Regions from separate parts of the Homo sapiens genome. Here region 2 is linked to region 1. The links are chromatin loops, found by intact Hi-C in ENCODE. Cell type or tissue: CD14-positive monocyte. All regions are shown on one strand. Links, peaks and the distances in the headings refer to the core of each region. The heading gives the core; the rest is flanking DNA. Region 1 overlaps RTN3 (reticulon 3). Region 2 overlaps PLAAT5 (phospholipase A and acyltransferase 5).

What was found. Hi-C counts contacts between places; a loop is a spot of excess contacts. Peaks named below come from ENCODE experiments on the same cell type or tissue, not always from the same donor. Only the 100,000 strongest peaks of a DNase experiment are listed, where the experiment ranks them.
Region 2: a loop joins it to region 1, with 3 times the contacts of the local background. A loop is called at or near these places in 80 of 110 quality-filtered maps.

What each region holds. Positions count from the first base shown.
Region 1 is chr11:63,736,453-63,741,832 of GRCh38, reverse strand. All of the region lies in intron 3 of RTN3 (reticulon 3), which reads right to left. Among named protein-coding and RNA genes, the nearest start is that of ZFTA, 30 kb to the left of the region's middle. In CD14-positive monocyte, for the core only: CTCF peaks have their summits at 2,685 and 2,885 (motif pointing right); a DNase peak (open chromatin) is centred at 2,912; H3K27ac peaks cover 670 bases.
Region 2 is chr11:63,476,599-63,481,978 of GRCh38, reverse strand. All of the region lies in intron 3 of PLAAT5 (phospholipase A and acyltransferase 5), which reads left to right. Among named protein-coding and RNA genes, the nearest start is that of PLAAT5, 12 kb to the left of the region's middle. In CD14-positive monocyte, for the core only: CTCF peaks have their summits at 2,794 and 3,002 (motif pointing left); a DNase peak (open chromatin) is centred at 2,948.

The DNA.
Region 1 (5,380 bases), core at 298-5,297:
TGTGCATTAAGAGATGTTTAAAGATTATTTCAGGCCAGGCGCAGTGGCTCATGCCTGTAATCCCAGCCCTTTGGGAGGCTGAGGCGGGAAGATCACCTGAGGTCACAAATTCGAGACCAGCCTGGCCAACACGGCAGAACCCCATCTCTACTAAAAACACATAAGTTAGCTGGGCATGGTGGTACATACCTGTAAGTTTCAGCTACTGGGGAGGCTGAGGCAGTAGAATCACTTGAACCCGGGAGGCAGAGGTTGCAGTGAGCCAAGATCATGCCACTGCATTCCAGCCTGGGCAATAGAATGAGACGCTGTCTCAAAAAAAAAAAATAAATGCTGGGCACGGTGGCTCATGCCTGTAATCCCAGCACTCTGGGAAGCTGAAGCGGGTGGATCACTTAAGGTCAGGAATTTGGGAACAGCCTGGCCAACATGGTGAAACCCCCTCTCTACTAAAAATACAAAATTAGCCAGGCGTGGTGGCACACGCCTGTAGCCCCAGCTACTCAGGAGGCTGAGGCACAAGAATTGATTGAACCCAGGAGGCGGAGGTTGCAGTGAGCCAAGATCAAGCCACAGCACTGCAGCCTGGGCGACAAGAGCGAAACTCCATCTCAAAAAATAAATAAATAAATAAATAAATAAATAACTATAATAAAATAAAGATTATTTCACCCCTTAATGCTTCCTGGCTTCCACTTGGCCATGGATCCCTACCTAGTAAAATACTTTATCCCCAGCTTTAGAGTTAGTACAGCACAGAAATGACTCTGGCTCCAGAATGCCTGAGTTTGTATCCTCTTCCATTTGCCAGCTCTGTGATTTTGGACAAGACACTCAATCTCTCTGTGCATCGGGTCCCTCATTTGTAAAATAGGATAATACAAGATCAACTTCATAGGGATGTTGCCAGGATTAAGTGGATTAATGTGTAGAAGTGCTCAGAATACTATTGATTAGATAGTAACACAATATCAGCTATTATTATTCATTTGACTGCCAACCTCTGCTACAATTGTAACAGAAAATTTAAGAATTGAAGTTAAAGTTAGCTATAGAGCAACAAGATTTTTTCCTTTCCTCTTTGTTGCCAGTAAGATACAAAGAAATTAAAGGTGGCTCATGACTGTAATCCCAGCACTTTGGGAAGTGGAGGCTGGAGGATCGCTTGAATTCCAAGAGTTTGAAACCAGCCTGGGCAACATAGTGAGACCCTATCTCTATTAAAAGAAAAAAAAAGGCCAGGCGCGGTGGCTCATGCCTGTTATCCCAGCACTTTAGGAGGCCGAGGCAGATGGATCACGAGGTCAGGAGTTTGAGATCAGCCAGGCCAACATAGTGAAATCCTGTCTGTACTAAAAATACAAAAAAAAAAAAAAAAAAAAAATTAGCCAGGCATGGTGGCAGGCACCTGTAGTCCCAGCTACTTGGGAGGCTGAGGCAGGAGAATCACTTGAACCTGGGGAGTGAAGGCTGCAGTGAGCCAAGATCACACTGCTGCACTCTAGCCTGGGTGACAGAGTGAGACTCCGTCTCAAAAAAAAAAAAGAAACTAAGATGGGGAGGTTAGAAGGGGCCTTATTAACCAAATCTATTTTATGTATCAAACTTCCATATAAACTTTTCTATGAAAAAGTGTTGCGCTATCAGAACTATGATTAAATAGATTGGTGTGTAAATGATATACGGAGACAGAGGACCAGGAGATAGAGGCAGTATGATACATCACCTATGGGGCAGACCAGACCAACATAGAGTATAGATTTGGGAGTTATCAACATGTAGGTAGTAATTTGAAGCTACGGAAACAGAAGGGATCACTTTGAGGCATCTCAGCCCCTCAAATTCCACACATCAAAGAAAACATCATTTCTGACTGACATTCTTCCCTGATCAGAAAATAGTTCTACCATCCACCCAGAAACCCAAGACAAATACAGAAATAGGGTTCACTCTTCTTTCTCCCTCATCATCTACACTCAAACATCAGGGCTGGTTAAAGTCTATCTTTTTGAATTTATCAGAAAAAATTAAAGTCTTTTGATTAAGAGTCTTAAACATTTTTATGTCTTAAATTTACCTTCTATGAGCAGACTCTTTAGAGAAGACTGTCCAAGTCAGTGACTCTCAGCTGCATGTGAGATGGGATAAAGGACGTGGGATGGGGAGTAGATCCTGACTCCTGATGGTGCATGTCACCTTTTTAAAGCTATGGACAAATTATTGCTTGATTCTGGTTATGTGTCAGGTAGAGAATCACTACTGGAGAGAGCCACTGATACAGACAGGGAATGTCCTTTTCTTTGGGTGTGCTATGTGTTATCTTGGGTGTTCTAAAACAGAAGAGAATTGTGAGGCAATGGGCTAACGAACTGCCACACTAGTACACAACCTTATAGAGAAAGAATGAAGCCTTGGCTAGTCTCTTCCTAAAGTCCTACAGGGAAGTGACCCAAGCTAGTTCAAAAGGTACTGGAAAAATAAAAAGCCAAAAATTCTCAAAAGAACGAAGTCAATGTTCCCTTACTTTTCAGGTTACAACTTTATCTTTAATATCATATCACTTAATTTTTTTTCATTTAAAGGACCTTACTTTTTTCTCTTTTCGTGATTCATTACATAAGTAAAATCACTAATTTTTCAGTTATATTATTTTGCTAATGACAGATGAAACATCTGACAAGGAATGTCTGCACCAAGAGTTTACGTTGCTGGTGGAATTACGACTGATTCCTTCTTTTTATTTTCCAAATCTTTTGTAATGTGGCCATATTACTTTTATTTTAAAAACTTTAAGGTATTTATTTTAAAGTTTTATTTTATTAAAGTATCTATTTCTTGTCCCTGTTATTTAAGGACGCCGGCTGCAGTACCCAAGTTACACCTGAAGAGGGCACTAACACATCCAATGGTAATCTCAGGCTAAGGAAAAAGGAAATCAGTCTTGTGCCATTTCCAGGAGGAACAGCAGTAAACCTTACTGATTCCTCACCCGTTAATTTTATTACCGAATTTGGGGAAAGCTCTTGTTTTGATTCTAACTAGCCATTTCCAAAAGTCAATTGACTTTATTCTCCCAAGTATACACCTCAAAGGTAGAAAAGAAGAGCTGTTCAAATACTTATTCTGAAAAGGAACAAATGTGAAAGAAATTTCAAGGTTTAGTAGTCTGTCAGCTTTACCTTCTTTTTTTTTTTTTTTTTAAAGACAGGGTCTCACTCTGTCACCCAGGCTGGTGTGACTACAGCTCACTGTAGCCTCGACTTCCCGAGCTCAGGTGATCCTCCTGCCTCAGCCTCCCAAGTAGATGGGACTACAGGTACATGCCACCATGCCTGGCTAATTTTTTAAATTTTTTGTACAGATGGGGGTCTCAGTTTGATGCCCACGCTGGTCTTAAACTCTTGGGCTCAAGCAATCTGCCCTCCTTGGCCTCCCAAAGTGCTGGAATTACAGGCGTGAATCACTGAACCCAGCCACTTCATTTTTTAAGAACAAATAAATCTCCAATTCATTCCACCTTCCTTGCAACAGTTTCTTAAAACTTGTCTATAACACATCCCTAAGAACACTCAAACATGCCTGAAATAACTAAAAGGAAAAAAAAGGCCATGTTTTATAACCTCAAAAAGGAAACTGTTAATAAAGGGGAAACAGTTAAGCTTTTTAATATGAACAATTTATGTAAAGACAAAGATGCAGACATTTTTACACAGATTATTTCTTTTCTTTGGTTACTTTCACATTAATAGTTATAATAAATGAAGCCACTTTTGAGTTGCAAAAGAGACGTCAGGTGATGTGTTTGTAAACTCAGGCCCAAATTTTGTGGCTGCTGAAATGGGTTAAGACTCTGCTCTGCTACAGATTTATCCTTAACCAAGGAAATCCACCCCCTCAAAAGGCACAGAAAGATCACTGACAGAATACAAAGCTGTCACTGTCAAAGACAGACACACATACTTTTGGCCATAGATAAGTCTGGCAGCAGGCCAGAGAAATATGTAGGAACCCCTTTCAAACTAATGTTCATCTCACACTCTCAGAAAAAATAGTTGTTTGTTCATTAAAATAACCTACCATCCCCTTTGCCCTCAATTTCAGATTTATAAAACAGAAAACAAAATGGCATTGTCTACCCCTCTCCAGGTGAATAGTATGGATCTAAAAATGTGAACTTTTGACCTTAGTTACCTAAAAAGTATTTTCCTTTTTTTTCTTTTGTTGAGACAGAGTCTCATTCTGTTGAGCAGGCTGGAGTGCAGTAGCATGATCTCAGCTCACTGCAACCTCTGCCTCCTGGGTTCAAGTGATTCTCTTCCCTCAGTCTCCTTAACAGCTGGGGCTACGGGTGCCCGTCACCACATCTGGCTAATTTTTGTATTTTTAGTAGAGATGGGGTTTCACCATGTTGGCCAGGCTGGTCTCAAACTCCTGGCCTCAAGTGATCCACCCACCCTGGCCTCCCAAAGTGCTGGGATTACAGGCATGAGACACCGGCATGCCTGGCCATCAATCTTTAATTTTATGGTTAGTGTATTTTACCTAAGAAATCTTTGCCTACCCTATGTCATGAAGATGTTTTCCTATGCATTCTTGGAAAAGTTTTTTGGTTTTAGTTTTTATGTTCAGAGATCTAATTCATTTTAATTTCTGCACATCATGTGAAGTTAGAATTGTGGCAGGCGGAATTCTAAGATGGAGCTGGGCATGGCGGCGTATACCCGTAGTCCCAGCTACTCAGGAGGCTGAGGTGGGAGGATCCCTTGAGCCCAGGAGGCAGCAGTGAGCTAGGATTGCAAAACTGCACTCTGGCTTAGGAACAGAGCAAGACCCTATCACAGGGAAAAAAAAAAAAAAAAGGATTCTATGATAGCTTCCAAGACTCTTGCCCCTTGTTGTACATGCCTTGTATAACACTTTCCCCTGCCCCTAACTGTGGACAGAACCTGTGAATATGATGGGATAGTCATTCTAGTTTTTGCATTTGAGTTATATAAACAGTCATTTCTCAGTATCTGAATGAGATTCGTTCCAGGATCCCCAAGGATATAAAAATCCATGGAAGCCCAAGTCCCTTATATAAAATAGCATGGTATTTGCATATAACCTAGACATATCCATTTGGATACTTATTTTTTAAAATTTTTTTGAGACGGAGTCTCTGTCATCCAGGCTGGAGTGCAGTGGTGCAATCTTGGCTCACTGCAACCTCCGCCTCCCGGGTTCAAGCGATTCTACTGCCTCAGCCTCCCGAGTAGCTGGGACTACAGGTGTGTGCCACCACATCCAGCTAATTTTTTGTATTTTTAGTAGAGATGGGGTTTCACCATGTTGGCCAGACTGGTCTTGAACTCCTACCTCAGGTGATCCACCTGCCTCA
Region 2 (5,380 bases), core at 231-5,230, 260 kb after region 1:
CTGCACCTATTAACTCATCATTTAGCATTAGGTATGTCTCCTAATTCTATCCCTCCCCGCTCCCCCTACCCCACAACAGTCCCTGGTGTGTGATGTTCCCCTTCCTGTGTCCATGTGTTCTCATTGTTCAGTTCCCACCTATGAGTGAGAACATGCGGTGTTTGGTTTTTTGTCCTTGCGATAGTTTGCTGAGAATGATGGTTTCCAGCTTCATCCATGTCCCTACAAAGGACATGAACTCATCATTTTTTATGGCTGCATAGTATTCCATGGTGTATATGTGCCACATTTTCTTAATCCAGTCTATCATTGTTGGACATTTGGGTTGGTTCCAAGTCTTTGCTATGATTATTTTTTTCTTTGTCAGATAGGAGGCCTTAGAAAATAGGAGTTTCTCTAAGTGGGCACCTGTTTCCGGGAGAAGGGCCAGAGCTGGGTTGCCAGCCTGTGCAGATGTACGGGGAGCTTTGAAATGAACATTTATTCTAAAGGGACAAACAGAATTCAGAAGGTTGATTATTATTATTATTATTATTTTTGAGATGGAGTCTTGCTCTGTCACCCAGGCTGGAGTGCAATGGCACGATCTTGGCTCACTGCAACCTCCATCTCCCAGGTTCAAGTGATTCTCCTGCCTCAGCCTCCCCAGTTGCTGGGATTACAGGCATGTGCCACCATGTCTCACTAATTTTTGTAGTTTTAGTAGAGGAGGGGTTTTGCCATATTGGCCAGGCTGGTCTTGAACGCCTGAGCTCAGGTGATCCACCTGCCTCAGCCTCCCACAGTGCTGGGATTATAGGCGTGAGCCACCACACCCAGCCCAGAAGGTTGATTATTAAGCTATTCAAGGAGATACCAGAGAAAGGTGAAAACCAAGTTAAAGCAATTTTTTAAGACAATACAGCATATGGATGAAAAATGCTCCAGAAAAATAGAAATTATAAATTAAAAGCACAACTTATGGAAATGAAAGACACACTTAGAGATATACAAAATGCATGGGAAATAGAACTGAACAAGTATTAATAAAAGAAAGAGCTTGAAGACAAGGCTTTCGAATTAATCCAATCACACAAAGGCAAACAGGGCAGCAAAATCTTCACCTAGAATTGAAGGTACCAGCATCAACTGGGATTGGAGGCGGCTCTGTAGCATACAGACAGCTACTCTGTGGCTCATGAAGTTAGCAGAACTTCATGAAATGCTGGAGAGATGTTAAAGAAAAGAAAAAGGGAAGGATGGGACTGTAGAAAAGACCCCAGTATAACCGCAACCTTGGCTGCACCTTAAACTCACCTAAGGAGCTTTTAAAACTCTGGCACCCAGGCTATACTCCAGACCAATCTGAACTTTTTAAAGCTCCACAGGCGATTTCAATTTGTAACCAAGGCTGAGAATCAATACTCAATATAATCGATTTACAGTGGGAGGAAATTTAACAAGAGAGTGGATAACTGTTAAGTCTCTGTGAATCCCATTTAGTTTTATACCTTACTACCTCATCCAGTGGCAATATTGCAGATGAGAGAGTATTAAAATGCAAAAGAAAATACTTAAAATTCCAAAATTCCCTCCTCTTTCCTTCTCCAATCCCTGAGCCTTCTGTTTTCTGTACCACAAAGCTTGTTCGACATCCTTGATGAACAGAACTTGGGTTTTCTGAGCTTTCTTCTGGCTTAGATTGGCCTCACAATGAATTGGGTTATCTTCTTGCTGTCAGTTTTCCAGGAAACAACAACAAGGATTTGATTGATTGCTTGTTTGTTGTCATAGGGAATGACCTAGCCATGTTGAGTGGGAAGTAACTGGCTATTTGGTTGGTGGGGAAATATGTCCAAGGTGGAGGGATGGTGAAGAACGGACCGCATGTTCCTACAAAGAACAGACGTGACCGTCCAGCTGGCTTGGCCGACTCTGAGAGCCCTGCCCTCCACTAGATATGGTGGATGGTGGGTGAAAGGCATTGGTTAGGACTCTAAGGTATTGGGGTCTGTGGTCAGGTAGAGTGAGATGGAATCAGGGGTTAGTTCAAGAGTAACATAACGTGTCAAGTGGCTTTCCCTCTGGAGTGACTCAGAAAAACCTGTCCCATAATCTTACTGTTACTGCCATTTCCTTCACCCTGATCAATGCCAGAAATAATAGCCTGAGTTGGATTGATTTGAGCTCTGGCGCCTGTTCTTCACTTCTTGTTCATCTTTTGTCCATGGGCATTTCTGTTTTTCTTCCTGACCAGTGTCAGGACTTAGATAGTAATGGTCCTTAGATTACTGTAACAGTGAGGATGGGCCTATGGGGTCTCCTGTGTCATGTGTGTATAATAGCAGAAATGGCCTCAGCTTAGCACATATGTTCATATAAAGAAATTAGGCTAAATAACTTCTCTTCCTCTCTCATTTACCTATGTCTGAAAGGAAAAAATAATTAGACAATCTATGAATCAAAAATCTGTATATACCTAAATTATAAATTAAAGGCAATTTAACTGTTTACCTGCATCTGCACATGCAAATGTTGAACCTGACTTGATTTTTTAAAATGAGCTTCAAAATATTTAAACTTCAGACTTTCTTATGAACATTTTAAAACAGTTTCTCTGATCCTTTGCCATTTATGAAGACAGAGGCATCTGCTTAAAGCAATATAGTCTTATTACTATCTGAATCACAAAGAAAATACTATTTGCTATTGTTCCTTTTTAGTCTTCTTCAAAGGACGAGAAAGAGCTCTCCTCCACTTTGCCTTTCTTCACTTACTCTCTTGGCTGCTTTCTGCTCCTCTGTATCCATCTACATCACTCACATGCTGTCTTCCCAACTCGTAGCACTCAACCTCTTCTGTATACTACCGGCTTCCGGGATTTATGGTGGGGGATATCCCTACTGCTTTCCCTGGGCTTATGGCAAAAGAAAATGAAGTCCAGTTTGAAGTCTCCTGCAATATCATTCTGCTTTCTGGGTGAGAAGCCTGGTATGGGGAGCCCTCTAGTGGATATGTGGCTGCCATTACATTTTCCCTTTAAGGCAGAAGAAAGAGTTGGTTTGTTGGCAGGGGCAAGGGAGTAGTTCTGGTCCTAGCTCGACCATGGACTTGCTGTGGGACTTTAGACAAAGCACTTCCTCTCTCTTGGCCTCAGTTCCTTCCATGAAATATTGTAGTGTATACTGTTTGCTTTGTGCCCACAAAAACTCATTGCTGCAAGTGGGCAGGACTTGTGGAATGGCTGAGTGCAGATCTCAGCAAATCCTCTTTTCCCAAAACAATTATGAAGCCAGACAAAATTGCCAAAGACAGTCATTTAAAGACTGGAAATTTGACCAAAGCCATACAACAGATTGAGAAGGGTTAATTTAAGAAAGTCCATCCGTGGTCGGGCGTGGGCTCACGCCTGTAATCCCAGCACTTTGGGAGGCCAAGGCGGGCAGGTCAGGAGATTGAGACCATCCTGGCTAACACGGTAAAACCCCGTCTCTACTAAAAATACAAAAAATCAGCAGGGCGTGGTGGCGCGAGCCTGTAGTCCCAGCTACTCGGGTGGCTGAGGCAGGAGAATCCCTTGAAACCAGGGAGGCGGAGGTTGCAGTGAGCTGAGATCGCGCCACTGCACTCCAGCCTGGGTAACAGAGCAAGACTCCGTCTAAAAAAAAAAAAAAGAAAGTCTATTGGTTCTCAGAAAGAACAGTGGAAGTCTGTAGTGTTTTAGCATTGCCCCTTCACCTCCAGCTCTGCGGTTGTGGTAAGGAAGTTCTATCCAGGTGGGTGGGGCTTGTGGGAGGGAATGGCGTGGCAGCAGAGGGTGACTGACTTTACTTCCATGCCCAGGGTTGTTGAAAACAAGAGTTATCTCAGTGACAATCATGGAAGACCAAAATTGCAGCTAGCTTGAGGTTGCAGTACTGGTTAGGACAAGCAATAGGCCAACAGGCCTGCCAAAAATTTAACATGGAAATCCAGGTAATGATACAACTAAAGAGGGTCTTGAAAAGCTGCCACATGTGTCTGGTGGTCTAGAAGGTATGCACAAGGCTGCATACACATTCACATTCAGGACAGACTGGAGACTCATAAAAATCTGGAACTTTGAATGAATTCTCCAAGCCACACAGAGATCCACTGACAAAAGGTAAAGCCTTCGCGGCACAAGGTGTGGCTCAACTTCTGGCCATTAAGCTATGCCGATCTAGGAAGCCAGGCTTAAAAACAAGAAGCCGGGCACTGTGGCTCACGCCTGTAATCCCAGCACTTTGGGAGGCTGATGTGGGCGGATCATGAGGTCAGGAGTTCGAGACCAGCCTCGCCAACATGGTGAAACCCTGTCTCTACTAAAATACAAAAATTAGCTGTGCATGGTGGCAGGCACCTGTAATCTCAGCTACTCAGGAGGCTGAGGCAGGAGAATCGTTTGAACCTGGAAGGCGGAGGTTGCAGTGGGCCGAGATCACACCATTGCACTCCAGCCTGGGCGACACGGCGAGACTCTGTCTCAAAAAAATAAATAAAAATAAAAACAAGAAAAAAACTCTAAGCAGATATCTCAGTGGTTACATGCTGTGAGACAAACAGACATCACAGAATCAGTCCAGGTGGGTCACTAAACAAACAACAAACAAACAAGCAAACAGCAACAACCGTCCGCCCTGGTTGGGTGGGGAAGGAGATCAGAGCCCACAGTTGCTACGGTATGTTACCTAGAACGTCCAGTTTTTCAACAACAAATTATGAGACCTGCAAAGAAACAGGAAAGAGGGACCCATACACACAAAAACAGTAGAGACTGTTTCCTAGTGGGCCTACATGTTGCATGTAGCAAATACTTCTAAACTGCTATTTTGAGTATATTTAAAGAAGTAAATAAAATCAAGTTTAAAGAATTAAAGGAAAGTGGAATGACAATGACCGATCAAATATACAATATTAATAAGGAGGTAGAAATGATAAAGAAGCACCAAATGAAAATACTGGGGTTGAAAAACACAATGGCCAAAATAAAACATTCACTAGAGTGATTTAACAGCAAATTTGAGTTACCAAAAAGAAAAAAGAATCAGCAAACTCAAAGATGGATCAACAGCAACTACCTAGTATGAAGAGTAGGAGGAAAAAGAAAAAGAAAAATGAACAGAGCCTCAGAGGCCAAGGAGACACCATTGAGCAAACCAACAAATGTATAATTGGGGTCCCAGAAAGAGAGATGATAAAAAGGCAGAAAAAAATACCTATATAAAAGATAACTGAATACTTTCCAAATTTGATGTAAAACATTAATCTATACACCCAAGAAGCTCTGTGAATACCCAGACATATCATTCAAACAGATGAAAGCCAAACACAAAGAGAGAATCTTGAAAACAGCAAGAGAAAAAAAGACTTATTGTATACA